Linked DNA regions of Homo sapiens: region 1 is linked to region 2. The links are chromatin contacts, found by Hi-C or POLR2A ChIA-PET in ENCODE. All regions are on one chromosome and are shown on one strand. The core of a region is the stretch at or near the end of the contact, and the rest is flanking DNA. Distances in the headings are between cores, read along the strand shown.

Region 1 (6,999 bases), core at 1,630-4,129, 210 kb after region 2:
GACGCCGTCAGTGGCTTTAAAAGTAGAATCTCCTGGCCAGGCACGGTGGCTCACACCTGTAATCCCAGCACTTTGGGAGGCTGAGGTGCGTGGATCACCTGAGGTGGGGAGTTTGAGACCAGCCTGACCAACATGGAGAAACTACATCTCTACTAAAAATACAAAAATTAGCCAGGTGTGGCGGCACACGCCTGTAATCCCAGCTACTCCAGAGGCTGAGGCAGGAGAATCGCTTGAATACAGGAAGCAGAGGTTGTGGTGAGCCCAGATCGTGCCACTGCACTCCAGCCTGAGCGACAAGAGTGAAACTCCGTCTCAAAAAAGAAAAAAAAAAAGTAGAATCTCCTATTAAGACCAGCCTGGCCAACACAGTGAAACCCCATCTCTACTAAAAATACAAAACACTAGCCGGGCGTGGTGGTACATGCTTGTAATCCCAGCTACTTGGGAGGCTGAGGCAGGAGAATCGCTTGAACCCGGGAGGCAAAGGTTGTGGTGCCACTGCACTCCAGCCTGGGCAACAGAGCGAGACGCTGCCTCAAAAAAAAAAAAAAAAAAAAGTTAGCTCCCTTTTACAGATGAGAAAACAGGTACAAGGAGGGGAAGTGAGCCCATCTAAAAACCAGTGAGGGAATGATCAGTCCCAGCCACGCTTGGCAGGGAGGAGACTCACGCCTGTAGTCCCAGCACGTTGGGAGGCCGAGGCAGGAGCATCGTCTCGGGCCAGGAGTTCGAGACCAGCCTGGGCAACATAGGGAGATCCCCATCTCTACAAAAAAAAAATAAATAAAAACGATCCTCAGGCTCCTCCTTCCATCCCGAACTCCCTGCCTGTCTAGGGACTGGGGGAGGCCCAGAGCCCCCCCAAATTTCTTCCCAAGCCGGGGCCCAGGGGCTGGGGAGATTCAGGCCGGCAGCTCCCCTGGGATGACCCCCAGCAGGAGGCGGCGGCGACTGCGGCCACTGGGGGCGCTCGCGGGCTTTCCCGCCCGGGCCCAGCGCTCAGGCCGGGGAGGGACGCGGGACGGGGACACCATCCACACCACCTCCTGGGCTACGGGGCCGGTCCGAGCCTCTCCAGCGCCGAGGCGCGCGCAGAGAGGTCGGGGCAGGAGAGCCGGGGCTTAAGTGCTCGCGGGGCCACCTCCGAGACGCCCGCCCAGCCCCCGCGGCTTTCCCCAGTCGGCGAGGGGCGCGGACAGCCTCTCGGCGGAGAGGGCGCCACCCCCGCTCCGGCCTCGCAGCCCCCCGCGCCCCTGTGCAAGCGGCGGGGTGTGGGGGGCGCCTCAGGGGCACCGCGGAGGGCCGGGGTCAGCGCCGCGAAGAGGGCGCCTTCCCGCGTGGGCCGCAGGACTTTGCTTGGGGCCAGATTAGACGTGGGGTCCGAGGGGAGGGGAAGCTTCCGCACAGAAACCCTGGGTCCAGGTGCCCGGGCAGGGGCGAACCTGCCAATCAGCCGACTCCCTGGCTCAGAAAAGCTCCCCAAAAAGTTCCCCGACTCCCTCCCCGACCAGAAGCTCCCGGTTCTCGCTGGCCCAGCTCCCCCTCCCCACCTCCCTCGTCCCTGCGCCCCCTTCGCACCCTGGGAATGCCACGCCCTCCCTTGAGGCTTCCCCCCTGAGGACCCCCCACCCCGCAGAAGCCTTTGGGACCACCCGGCGTCAAGAAGGCTTTTGTCCACCCAGGCCACCCACCTAATTCGGTTCTCTTACGTGACTGCTGAGTCTGCCATCTGCCTCCTGCCCGGATTGAAAGCCCGGGAGGGTCTCCACACCCGGGCCCAGGCCAGGCTCTCCAGGGGGCTCAGGAAGCCTCCGCTGCACGGACGCGTGAGGCCGCCGGGGACCCCGAGTGCGGAAAGGACCAACGTGCCCCGCAGCGGCATTCGAAATAAAAACAGCAAACACGAAAATAACCACAGCCCTGTTTTACGCAACCTGCCCCTTTGCAGTTATATTAACAGTGGCCCCTCATTTTTCTGTGAGCCCCACTTTGCTGCTGCTGAGTTCGCCAGCGGGTCACCTGGAAGCACGTGGCGACACGGGCCACATGACGTCATCCCAGCAGGCTTGCGTCATCGCCCCGGGTGCCTGGTGACGTCACCAGCCCGCTCGCGTCACGCGCACGTTCTGCTCCTCGTGGTCCGGCCCGGCCCGCGCCATCACCGGCCCTGCTCTGCGGGGCCACCCGTGCGCCCCTTCGCCGTCCGCTGACTCCGCCCTCCCGCCTGCCGACCCGGCCGCCGACCTTCCCCCGGCTCTGTCGCTCCCAAGGCTTTCTGCAGCCCTCCGTGCTCCAGGCCGCACACCTGAGGGTGGGACCCCCGGAGGCCGAGCCGGTGTCGGATCAAACTCGGAGACCGAGCAGGGCCCAAACCGGGACCGGAGTGGGGACGGGCGGAGGAAGCCAAGAGGCTCGAGACCGAGGCTCGCCCACCCCTCGGCGCCGCCGGACCCTGCGCCACTGGGGGAATTTCCTTCCCGACTTCCCGCGCGGCCACAGCCCCAGCTCCGTCCAGCCCCGGCTCCCGGCCCCCTGGGCGGGAGAGTGAGCCCCGAGACTCCGCCCAGCCCCGGGGGTCCCGGGCCCCGTTCGCCCCCAGCGGCCCCTCCCGGCGCGTTGCTCGGCCCCGGCTGCATCGGGGAGCGCGGGATCACCCGGCCCTGTCCCCAGCGGTGTCGGAGGGGGGCGCGGGCGGGGGCCCCGCATGCCATTGTCGCCCGCGGAGGCCGCGCCCGGAGCCGAGGCGTGACTGACAGCGAGCGGGGGAGGAGCGCGGCCGTCGATTGGCTGGGGCGAGTGTGGGAAAGAATGCGGAGCCGGGTTCACACACCCCGCGGCGGCGAGGCCTTAAATAGGGAAACGGCCTGAGGCGCGCGCGGGCCTGGAGCCGGGATCCGCCCTAGGGGCTCGGATCGCCGCGCGCTCGCCGCTCGCCCGCCAGCCCGCCCGTGGTCCGTGGCGGCGCGCTCCACCCGGCACGGGGAGGCGCGGGGCGCACCATGGCCGCAGACACGCCGGGGAAACCGAGCGCCTCGCCGATGGCAGGAGCGCCGGCCAGCGCCAGCCGGACCCCAGACAAGCCCCGGAGCGCGGCCGAGCACCGCAAGGTGGGGTCCCGGCCGGGCGTGAGGGGGGCGACCGGGGGGCGGGAGGGACGCGGGACTCAGCCGGTGCCCGACCCGCAGTCCTCCAAGCCGGTCATGGAGAAGCGGCGCCGAGCGCGTATTAACGAGAGCCTCGCTCAGCTCAAAACCCTCATCCTGGACGCCCTCAGAAAAGAGGTAAGTCGGGGGCGAAGGCCCGAGACCCGGAGTCTGGGTCGCAGCTGACCTGGACCTCCCGCCTATCCCCGCCCCCAGAGCTCCCGCCACTCGAAGCTGGAGAAGGCGGACATCCTGGAGATGACCGTGAGACACCTGCGGAGCCTGCGTCGCGTGCAGGTGACGGGTGAGGCGCGGGCGGCGGCGGCTTGGAGGCGGGGGGAGGGCGCGGGACCCCCGGGACCCGGCACCGACCTCTCCTCCTGTGTCGCTCCCGCAGCCGCGCTCAGCGCCGACCCCGCCGTTCTGGGCAAGTACCGCGCCGGCTTCCACGAGTGTCTGGCGGAGGTGAACCGCTTCCTGGCCGGCTGCGAGGGCGTCCCGGCCGACGTGCGCTCCCGCCTGCTGGGCCACCTGGCAGCCTGCCTGCGCCAGCTGGGACCCTCCCGCCGCCCGGCCTCGCTGTCCCCGGCTGCCCCCGCAGAGGCCCCAGCGCCCGAGGTCTACGCGGGCCGCCCGCTGCTGCCATCGCTCGGCGGCCCCTTCCCTCTGCTCGCGCCGCCGCTGCTGCCGGGTCTGACCCGGGCGCTGCCCGCCGCCCCCAGGGCGGGGCCGCAGGGCCCGGGTGGGCCCTGGAGGCCGTGGCTGCGCTGAGGCTGTGGCCCTGAGACTGCATCGGAGGCGGCGCCCCGTTCTAGGGCCGTGGCCTTTGCCGAGACTGTAGCAGAGAAAACGTATTTATTATTCCAGAGTCTGCGTCACGAGTTTTCTTTCTTTGTCTTGGTGAAGAGTTGACTTTGGGAGCGCCCCGCAGCCACGCCGCGCCGGGGTCCCGCCCTCCTCCCAGGGCCGCGGTCTGCAGGTGGCTGGGGGCGTCGGGCGGGCCCGGGGGGGCGGGCTGGGGGCGGGACCGAGGACTGAGGGCGACCCCTCCGCTCCGCGCCCTCCGCTCCGCGCCCTCCCCTCCGCATCCCTGCAGCCCCGCATGCGCACCCGCCCTCTGCCCCCGCGTTGGGTTTGCCTCGCTCTGCGGTGGCGGTTGTGAGGGGTCCCCCCGGAGGCTCAGGTGGGAAGCTCAACGTCCCTGAGTGCCCAGAATCTTCCCGGTGCTGGAAGGCGGTCGCGCAGCATCGCCGGGCAAGTTACTTTTCGGAGGCCCCTTTCCCGACTCCCAGTCCCCGGACCGCGGAAGGCGGAGGCTGCGGTCCTGAGCGGCGCTGGGATGAGGGCGGCCGCCCTTGGCCCTGAAGACCCCCGCTGGGTTCTCCTGTTAAGTGCAGAGCTGCCCGTGCCCACCGCAGACCCCTCCTCCAGGCGTCTGTGCGGGGGGCGCCCGGCGGGAGCGCGCGGGTCCGAGCTGGGCTGTGGACACCGAGTGCCGGGGCCAAGGACGTCGCTCACGAGGGCGTCGGCCCTGCCCGCAGCCTCCCCTGCCCCGGTAAGGGAGGTTCCGCCTCCCCAGTGGGTGAGGACTGGGGGCTCCTCCCTCATCGTCCCGAGCACGTGCCGTTGTCGACCACCGAGTTACCAGGCAGCGCCGGACGTTCCCCTGAACCAGCGCCGCGGTCGCCATCCCGGTCCCGCGTTCGGGGGGGTCCGGCGCAGTTCGAGGCACTCAGCCGAGGCAGAGGGTCTCCCCCTGAGCCGCACCCAGGGCCATTTCCCAACTGGGGCCGAGTTCACCAGGGCCCACGGGAGGCGAGCGAGCCCTCCCACCAGCACTGGCCCTCCAGGCCCCAGTCTGTGCCTCCATCAGGAGCCCCCCTGGGCCCTCCAGGACACAGCCGTGCACAGCTTGTAGGAGCCTCCCAGGCCCAACAAGCCAGGCCACCCCTGGCCCCTGGCTGCCCTGCCCCCTCCCTGAGCTCCGAGGGCCAGGCCAGTGACCCTGGGCGGGGTAGCATTGGGCTGGGGGTCCCACCCTTGGTCCCCCCAGCAGTCCTACTCTGGGGGTCCTGGTCCCAGGAGAGCCTCAAAGTAGCCCTTCCCCTTGGGAGCCTGAGACCCCATGAGGGAGGCCCCCTTCTCCTTGGGAGCTTGAGACCCCGTGAGGGAGGCCCCCTTCCCCTTGGGAGCTTGAGACCCCGTGAGGGAGGCCTCCTCAGCAGCACAGGAAGGGACGGTCTTCTTGGGGGCAGCTGGAAGCTCAGCGTGGCCGGGGGAGGGGAGTTGCTCAGAGAAGGCATCAGTGCAGAAGGGGAAGGAGGGCCTGGGGCAGCGAAGCTGGGAGTGTGGGGAGGAGCTCAGGGTAAGAGAGGCACCCCACAAAGTCACCCGGGCTGTGGGTCCCAAGAGGGCAGGGCATCTCTCCACCAGGCTCTGGCCTTGAATGCCCTCTCCACTGTGGCGAAAGGGCCCTGCATAGCTGCCCAGGGACCACTCAGGTTCTGGGGGAATCACAGTCCTTGGGCAGTCCCTTCGCAGTCTGGGTTCCTTTGTGCTCCACACCACCTGCCCCCTGGCTTTTCCCCCTTGTTTCCTCCTAACTTGTCGTCCATCCCATCTGCCGCAGGCTGGGTGGTGCATCATCCGGGCCCAGCTGGACGGGGCTCCAGAGGGCGAGGGCTGAGTCTGTCCAGAAGCTCTGTCCTCAGCACCCAAAACAGGGAAATGGACCCACGGGGACCTAATCCATCCCTTTGAATGACAGAGCTGGGAGGTTTGGGTTAGACTAGCGAGGTCTCAGGAAACACAGCCTGAGGGGCCGGGCTGGACGGGGGCAGCATAGGGGCTGTCCTGGGCTCCCCCTCAGGCCGCCCCCTTCTCAGAGCCCCCCTCGGGCCTCCGGGAGCCAGCCTCTGCCTACACCCAGCCAGGACGCCCACCAGAACCTGCTTAGGCACGCGGGGGTTCTTTCTGCCCTCCCCACCCTGCATCCTGTGGCCCCAGACGTGAGGTGCCCCCTCCCGCGGGGGGTCCTTTCTGCCCTCCCCACCCTGCATCCTGTGGCCCCAGATGTGGGGTGCCCCCTCCAGCGGGGGTTCTTTCTGCCCTCCCCACCCTGCATCCTGTGGCCCCAGACGTGAGGTGCCCCCTCCCGCGGGGGGTCCTTTCTGCCCTCCCCACCCTGCATCCTGTGGCCCCAGATGTGGGGTGCCCCCTCCAGCGGGGGGTCCTTTCTGTCCTCCCCACCCTGCATCCTGTGGCCCCAGACGTGAGGTGCCCCCTCCAGCGGGGGGTCCTTTCTGCCCTCCCCACCCTGCATCCTGTGGCCCCAGATGTGGGGTGCCCCCTCCAGCGGGGGGTCCTTTCTGTCCTCCCCACCCTGCATCCTGTGGCCCCAGACGTGGGGTGCCCCCTCCAGCGGGGGGTCCTTTCTGCCCTCCCCACCCTGCATCCTGTGGCCCCAGATGTGGGGTGCCTCTTCCCGCGGGGGGGCCTTTCTGCCCTCCCCACCCTGCATCCTGTGGCCCCAGATGTGGGGTGCCCCCTCACGTGGGGGTCCTTTCTGCCCTCCCTACTCTCCAGACATTTCCTGCCCCTCCCCACCTCAGGTGGCGGCTGCTCAGCAGCTGGGGTCTGGCCCGGTCCCCCATCCCTGCCCCTCCCCAGCGATTTTTATCTTGGCTTTTGGTTTTCTGCTGAATAGTAGGTGAAAGTCATCTTCTCGGTGGAGGGGGTGTGGCTGGCAGCCCCTGGTCACTTCCAGTTCATCTCTCACTGCCTCCTTGATGAGGACCAAGGGTCAATAAATGTTTGCTGAATTCCTTTGCCTCTGGGGTGTCTGGGCCGTGTG
Region 2 (6,688 bases), core at 2,146-4,645:
CTACAGGCGCCCAGCACCACACCCGGCTAATTTTTGTATTTTATTAGAGACAGGGTTTCACCATGTTGGCTAAGCTGGTCTTGAACTCCTGACCTCAGGTGATCCACCTGCCTCGGTGCCCTGGAGTACTGCGATTCCAGGTGTGAGCCACCACGCCTGGCCCTCACTGCACTCATGAGCAAGAAACACACAGCCGAGGCCGGTCACGGTGGCTCACGCCTAGAATCCTAGCACTTTGGGAGGCTGAGGCCAGACGATCGTCTGAGCTCAGGAGTTTGAGACCCGCCTGGGTAACATGGCAAGACCCTTTTCTATGAAAAATAGAAAAAATCAGCCGGGTGTGGTGGTGCATGCCTGTGGTCCCGGCTACTTGGGAGGCCGAGGTGGGAGGATCACTTGAGCCCAAGAGATGGAGGCTGCAGTGAGACGTGACTGGAAAAAAAAAAAGAAATTTAAAAAAATTACTTAAGAAGAAACACATGAAGCCTCATGGAAGGTTTTGCTGAGGGCCTGGCACAGCCTGGACACTCCGGCTACCGTGGCTGGTGTGGCCCAGCCCCGCAGCTGCACCCGCTGCCCCACACAGCGTCCCTGGGCCAGCCTTCCCTCTCCCTGCGTCCTCCAACAGCGCACGCTGCCCACGGCTGTCCAGGCCTCCTGTGCCTGGCGGATGGCTCCCCCCTGCCGGTGTCGTGGAAGTGGGGAACCGGCCCCGGGGGTGCACAGTGGGAGCGCCACGCGCCACTCACAACAGCCCAAGGTGCCGGGACCACAGGTGGCTGTAAGGAAGACGCCCATCTCTGGCCTCGGGCTGCCCTGGACCCCTCCTGCCTCTGCAGCTGGTTTTCTCCCCTGGGTCTCTCTCTCCTCAAACCTCTGTCTTCCACCCACTCTCTGCTAACCACAAGCCTCCCCCCCCGCAGCATAGGGAAGTCAGAGGCCGTCCTGTCCCCCATCCAGCACCTTCACCGAGTTCCCCGGGTTCCTGCACACGGTTCAGCCTGCAGGCCCTGCACAGGGTTGGGGCCGCGCCTCTGAGAGCCCCCCGCCCCCCGCCCCGTGGGGCAGGCGAGGCCAGACCTCCAGGCAGGATGGCGGGTGGGTGGGGGAAGGGGTCAGGTGGCCGGGACTGGAGCGGCCAGATCCTGTGGGGCCCGCAGGTCGACGGCTATGGGAAAGGGGCCTCCTCCCCAAACCTGGCGCCCATACCCATCGCTTCCTGTCTCCTCCCCTCTGGGCACAGCACCCCCCAGGCCCCGTGGGACTTATTCCCCAGCAGGACCCCTTGCCGCACCCCCAGATGGACACGGGGCCACCTCCTCTTGGTCTCCATGCTCACCCTCCCCGCCCCCTCGCCTGACGCCATCTCTGCTGGCAACTCCTGTGCCATCTGTGCCGAAGGCCCTGCCTGAACTCTGGCTCAGTGCCCATCTGCACCCTCCCCGTGGGGCCTCACAGCTGCCCTTCTGGACGTACGCAAGGGCTGTCCCTCGCCCGGCCCGTGGGCTGCTCTGCTGTGTGAATGCCCCGTCATTTGTGTCACCGGTGAGCTGCTCAATAAGATGAACAAGTCACCTCCAGCCTCGCAGCCCAAGGATAGGAGTCACGGGGAGCCGGGGAGGGGCCTTCTGCGGCGAGAGGGATGGGAGGGTGGACGTCACACCCCTGCAGCCCCTCCGGGGACCACCCTGTGTGGCAAGCTGCTCTCCGGCTGTTCAAAGTGTCAGCTGCGCCACGGGGCGGGGGGGAGGGGCTCCTCTGCCCGCTGGCCGCCTCCCACTTGGCCCCATAAACTGCTCGCTCCTCTAACTCTGTCCCTGCCTCTAGATGGATGACTCACACCGTGTGGTCTGATGAGCATTCTTTATTTTTTGTGATGGAGTCTCGCTCTGTCACCCAGGCTGGAGTGCAATGGTGCCATCTTGGTTCGCCGCAACCTCTGCCTCCCAGGTTCAAGCAATTCTCCTGCCTCAGCCTCCCGAGTAGCTGGGATTACAGGCGTGCGCCACCACGCCTGGCTAATTTTTTTTGTATTTTTAGTAGAGACGGGCTTTCTCCATGTGGGTCAGGCTGGTCTCGAACCCCTGACCTCAGGTGATCCGAGGCCCACCTCGGCCTCCCAAAATGCTGGGATTACGGGCGTGAGCCACTGATGGCGCCTCTTTCTATCCAGGGGCCCAGACCCCCTCCCAGCCTCGGGGCTGAAGATCTCCAGGCCTCTCAAAGGCCCCCAGGCCCAGCTGGCCCCACCCCTTTCCTTCCGAGCGTCGGGGCGGCCTGGAGCTGCAGAGACCCCTTCCTTCTCTGCAGTGTCTGAGGGCTGCCTCTCCAAGGCAGGCTCCTACATCTTGGATTTGAGAACTCCGGGGTGTCACAAACAGCTAATTCCTGTCATTTACCTTGGAAAAGGAGGAACCGCCTTACGGGGTGAGGCGGTGGCTGCAGGTCTCAAAAGGGTGTTGAACCACATCCACGCTCACGTTCCCGAGAGCCCCCACCCCCAGCATTCATGGGGGTCTCCACCTGTGCTGGACGGCGCAGAAGCAGGGCTGGGCAATCCAGGGAGGCTTCCTGGTGGAGGCAGGGTCCCAGAACCCCTCGGTGCCCACAGGGGAAACTGAGGCTCAGAAAGACATAGGACAGTCTCCCAAGAGCTCTGCGAGGGGCTCCTCCTCAACTCCCTCCGGGACCTGGATCTGTCTGGTGTGACGGATGAAGGTGGCTCTGAGAGACCGGGCCCTGGGTGCCCGCGGGGGCGGCTGACACTGTCCCGAGGAGGCGCCAGCACCCTCTCGTCTCCCCACCAGCTCCTCCTGGTGCCCCTCCCAAGCCCCGGGGAACTTCCCAGGTTGGCCTGAGGGGGGTCCTGGAGAGCTGCAAGCAAGGGGGAGGGGAGCCCACAGGCCTGCAGCCCATGGTGAGTTTCACACCTGAAGCCAGCCAGGTGGGGTGTGCTGAGCCGAGGGGTCCCTGTCCCCATTCTGTGGGGTTCCCCAGCACGGGGCTCCATGGTTGAGGCTCTCTGGGGGTGGCCAGAATTTGTGGAGACCTCTCGGGGACTCGCAGATACCACCCGGAGGCAGTGGGATGGAGGAGTGATTGGCTGACCCCCGCCCTCCAAGGGGCCCCCATGGGACAAGGTGCTATAAACGCCGCCCCCTGCACTGGGGACACCAATGTGGCCGCAGACTTTGCATAGAAAACCTTTCTGATCCCCGCCAGCCTGGTTTCCCCGCCCCTGCCGGCGACCTGCGGGGGACCGGGCTGTGTCCGCAGTGTCTACACCCCCTCCTCACACGCACTTCACCTGGGTCGGGATTCTCAGGTCATGAACGGTCCCAGCCACCTCCGGGCAGGGCGGGTGAGGACGGGGACGGGGCGTGTCCAACTGGCTGTGGGCTCTTGAAACCCGAGCATGGCACAGCACGGGGCGATGGGCGCGTTTCGGGCCCTGTGCGGCCTGGCGCTGCTGTGCGCGCTCAGCCTGGGTCAGCGCCCCACCGGGGGTCCCGGGTGCGGCCCTGGGCGCCTCCTGCTTGGGACGGGAACGGACGCGCGCTGCTGCCGGGTTCACACGACGCGCTGCTGCCGCGATTACCCGGGTAAGTAAACCGCGTTTACTTAACGCGGACCGGCCAAGGCGTCCCGCGGAAGCCGGGATGGGTGGGCGCCCCCCTTCCCGTGCTCAGACCGGCGTTGCTGAGGTCTAAGGAGGGTGGGCACAGAGCCGCCAGCAGCGGGAGCCTTCCGGAGGGAGGCAGGATCCCAGAGGGAGGCGGAGGTGTGCCAGCTCCAGCCAGTGGCCCCGGCCGGGAGCAGGGGTGAGCCAGGTGGGAGCGCCCTCAAGAGGGGTCTGGGGTCTGGAGGTGGAGGACGGCTGTTCCAGGTCCTGCTGGGCGGGTCGTGAGCCCTTGGCCATCGCCCAGCCCCCTCCTGCCCAGTTGAGGGCCCCCCTGCACCACCGTCTGGCCTGCTGCCTGCCTCTGACCTGCACCTGGGGATGAGGGTTCAGCTGACACGGCTGGTCTGGAGAGGAAGCTGGCAGGGAAGTCACCCCAGAGCTTCTTCCTCCAGGGCCTGTGGGTTGGGAAGGGAGGCTCTGTCCGGAGGCCCAGTGTGGCTGGTGGTGGGGACAGCAGCGCCCAGACACCAGGCAGGCGGCCTCTGAGGTGTCGACGGGCCTCCAGGGGACTGTGCACTGTTGGGGGCCACCCCTGGGTCCTGCAGGGGCAGCTCCTGGTTGCATATGGAGTTAGCACCTGGGCAGGGGCAGCTGTGGGGCGCAAAGGGGGAGTAGCCAGGCCACATGGCCCCAGGAGAAAGAGACAGCTGGATAAACCCAGGGTCCAGACTCCCAGCCAGGAGCCCTCTGCTCCCTGGAGCCAACTGTGGGTGGAGAACGGACAACCTCACTCCCCTGGAGGGCCGAGGGGAGGCCTGGGGAGGAGGGGGCCTCAGCCCAGCTGCTGGGGGGCTGGCCTGTCTCCTGCCCAGGCGAGGAGTGCTGTTCCGAGTGGGACTGCATGTGTGTCCAGCCTGAATTCCACTGCGGAGACCCTTGCTGCACGACCTGCCGGCACCACCCTTGTCCCCCAGGCCAGGGGGTACAGTCCCAGGGTAAGTCCTGGAGGTGCCTCTGGGAGTCCACACAGGCCAGGGGTTCCACTAGGGCCCGAGGCAGAGCTCGTGGGCACAGGTGTCCGGCGAGGACATGTGGTGTGTGGGGTCCGGAGTCCTGTGAGGCCGGGCAGGCCAGGCCATGCTCAGGCACCACAGGCCATGAAGCTCTGGGGGTGTCCTGTCCCTGCTTTCTCAGCCTGGGCTTCTCCATCCAGCACGAGGGCTGTGAGAACCCTGCGGGGAGGTGGGGGCGGGTTCCAGGAGCTGTCTGGCTCTCAGGCCCGGGACACCCATCCTGTCTGTCCTCACCACATACTGAAAGAGCCTGCCCTGTGCCCCCCGGAGTCCTGTCTGGGGCCTGGGGCTGCACCCTGTTCTGGAAGGAGCAGCTCAAGTCCTCTTAGCGGCTTGTTTACCTGACAGGAGAGGTCAGGCTGGGCACATGAGAGCTGGGAGAAGGTACAACTGGGGAGGTTGTGTCAGGTTGGACGGGGCAGGGTCTGGGGTCAACTGGGACCCAGCCTCACTCTCTCTGGGACCCTCACTGTTCTCCACCCTCTGTTCTACTGGGTCCTGCCTGGCTTCTGCCCACCCTCAGCCCCCAATGGGCAGGCCTTTCCCCTCCCTGGCAGGCCCACTGCACTCTGCGCACCTCCCCCAGGTGCCCTCACTGGGCCCCACCCCAGACGCCCCACCTGGGACGGGCAGACATGGGCCCCAGTCCTGGGCCATGAAGAACTCTGTTGAATGGATGATGGGGGGGGCATTCTACTCAGCACCCAGACCCCAGATGGACCCCTGCACTGGCCTGACGCCCTCCTCATCCATCCCAGCAACTCCACCAGCCTCCCTCCCTCCCTCCCCCCACACCCCACACCAGGGAAATTCAGTTTTGGCTTCCAGTGTATCGACTGTGCCTCGGGGACCTTCTCCGGGGGCCACGAAGGCCACTGCAAACCTTGGACAGAGTGAGTCCTGGGTGGGCCCTGCCGGTGGCCGGGTGGTCCAGGCCCACTCTGAGGAAGGGTCCTCTCCTGTCCCTTGCCCCAGACAGCACGGAGGGCAGCAGCCGGGGGCTGATCGGAGGCCGTGTCCGGGGGCTGATAGGAGGCCGCGTCCATGTATTCCAGCTGCACCCAGTTCGGGTTTCTCACTGTGTTCCCTGGGAACAAGACCCACAACGCTGTGTGCGTCCCAGGGTCCCCGCCGGCAGAGCCGCTTGGGTGGCTGACCGTCGTCCTCCTGGCCGTGGCCGCCTGCGTCCTCCTCCTGACCTCGGCCCAGCTTGGACTGCACATCTGGCAGCTGAGGAGTCAGTGCATGTGGCCCCGAGGTCTGTCACAGCCTGGTGCGGGGAGGTGGGAGCATGGCTGCCTGCTGACCGTGGCCCCCCTGCAGAGACCCAGCTGCTGCTGGAGGTGCCGCCGTCGACCGAAGACGCCAGAAGCTGCCAGTTCCCCGAGGAAGAGCGGGGCGAGCGATCGGCAGAGGAGAAGGGGCGGCTGGGAGACCTGTGGGTGTGAGCCTGGCCGTCCTCCGGGGCCACCGACCGCAGCCAGCCCCTCCCCAGGAGCTCCCCAGGCCGCAGGGGCTCTGCGTTCTGCTCTGGGCCGGGCCCTGCTCCCCTGGCAGCAGAAGTGGGTGCAGGAAGGTGGCAGTGACCAGCGCCCTGGACCATGCAGTTCGGCGGCCGCGGCTGGGCCCTGCAGGAGGGAGAGAGAGACACAGTCATGGCCCCCTTCCTCCCTTGCTGGCCCTGATGGGGTGGGGTCTTAGGACGGGAGGCTGTGTCCGTGGGTGTGCAGTGCCCAGCACGGGACCCGGCTGCAGGGGACCTTCAATAAACACTTGTCCAGTGACCTGAGTGGATGCATGCTGGGTGCTGGGGGAGGACGGGGCACCCGGGGCTGGGCTTTGGGGCACCGTGCTCATGCCTGGCCGTGGTCCCCTCCACAGGGGGCAAAGCGGAGGGCAGCCAGGGCCCATTCTGGGAACTCCTGGCTGGGTGGGGGTGGGGCCCGAGGAGGGGCCATTCCAGTCCTGGGCCCAGCGCTCCTCAGGGATACAG

Evidence for each region. A loop is a pair of places that touch in the nucleus more often than their neighbours do. ChIA-PET counts read pairs that join two places held with the same protein, here RNA polymerase II (POLR2A). Pooled maps may share reads with other maps.
Region 1: a pooled map shows a loop between it and region 2 (2.1-fold over the local background). The contact joins the promoter of HES4 here to the promoter of TNFRSF18 in region 2. A Hi-C loop is called at or near these places in 7 of 50 pooled maps. POLR2A ChIA-PET finds 5 or more read pairs at or near these places in 2 of 52 experiments (GM12878 and activated CD4-positive, alpha-beta memory T cell).

The regions. Positions count from the first base shown.
Region 1 is chr1:995,977-1,002,975 of GRCh38, reverse strand. HES4 (hes family bHLH transcription factor 4) reads left to right here and starts at 2,879. Exons shown (of 4, transcript NM_021170.4): 1 at 2,879-3,110; 2 at 3,189-3,284; 3 at 3,363-3,450; 4 at 3,544-4,012. The coding sequence starts at 3,003. The coding sequence ends at 3,917. RefSeq lists an enhancer at 697-836 and silencers at 887-1,236, 2,314-2,363, 2,464-2,843, 2,914-3,053, 3,604-3,913.
Region 2 is chr1:1,203,299-1,209,986 of GRCh38, reverse strand. TNFRSF18 (TNF receptor superfamily member 18) reads left to right here and starts at 3,395. Exons shown (of 5, transcript NM_004195.3): 1 at 3,395-3,602; 2 at 4,495-4,617; 3 at 5,501-5,588; 4 at 5,751-5,953; 5 at 6,019-6,479. The coding sequence starts at 3,416. The coding sequence ends at 6,143. RefSeq lists silencers at 960-1,069, 1,650-1,739, 4,612-4,812 and an enhancer at 936-1,815.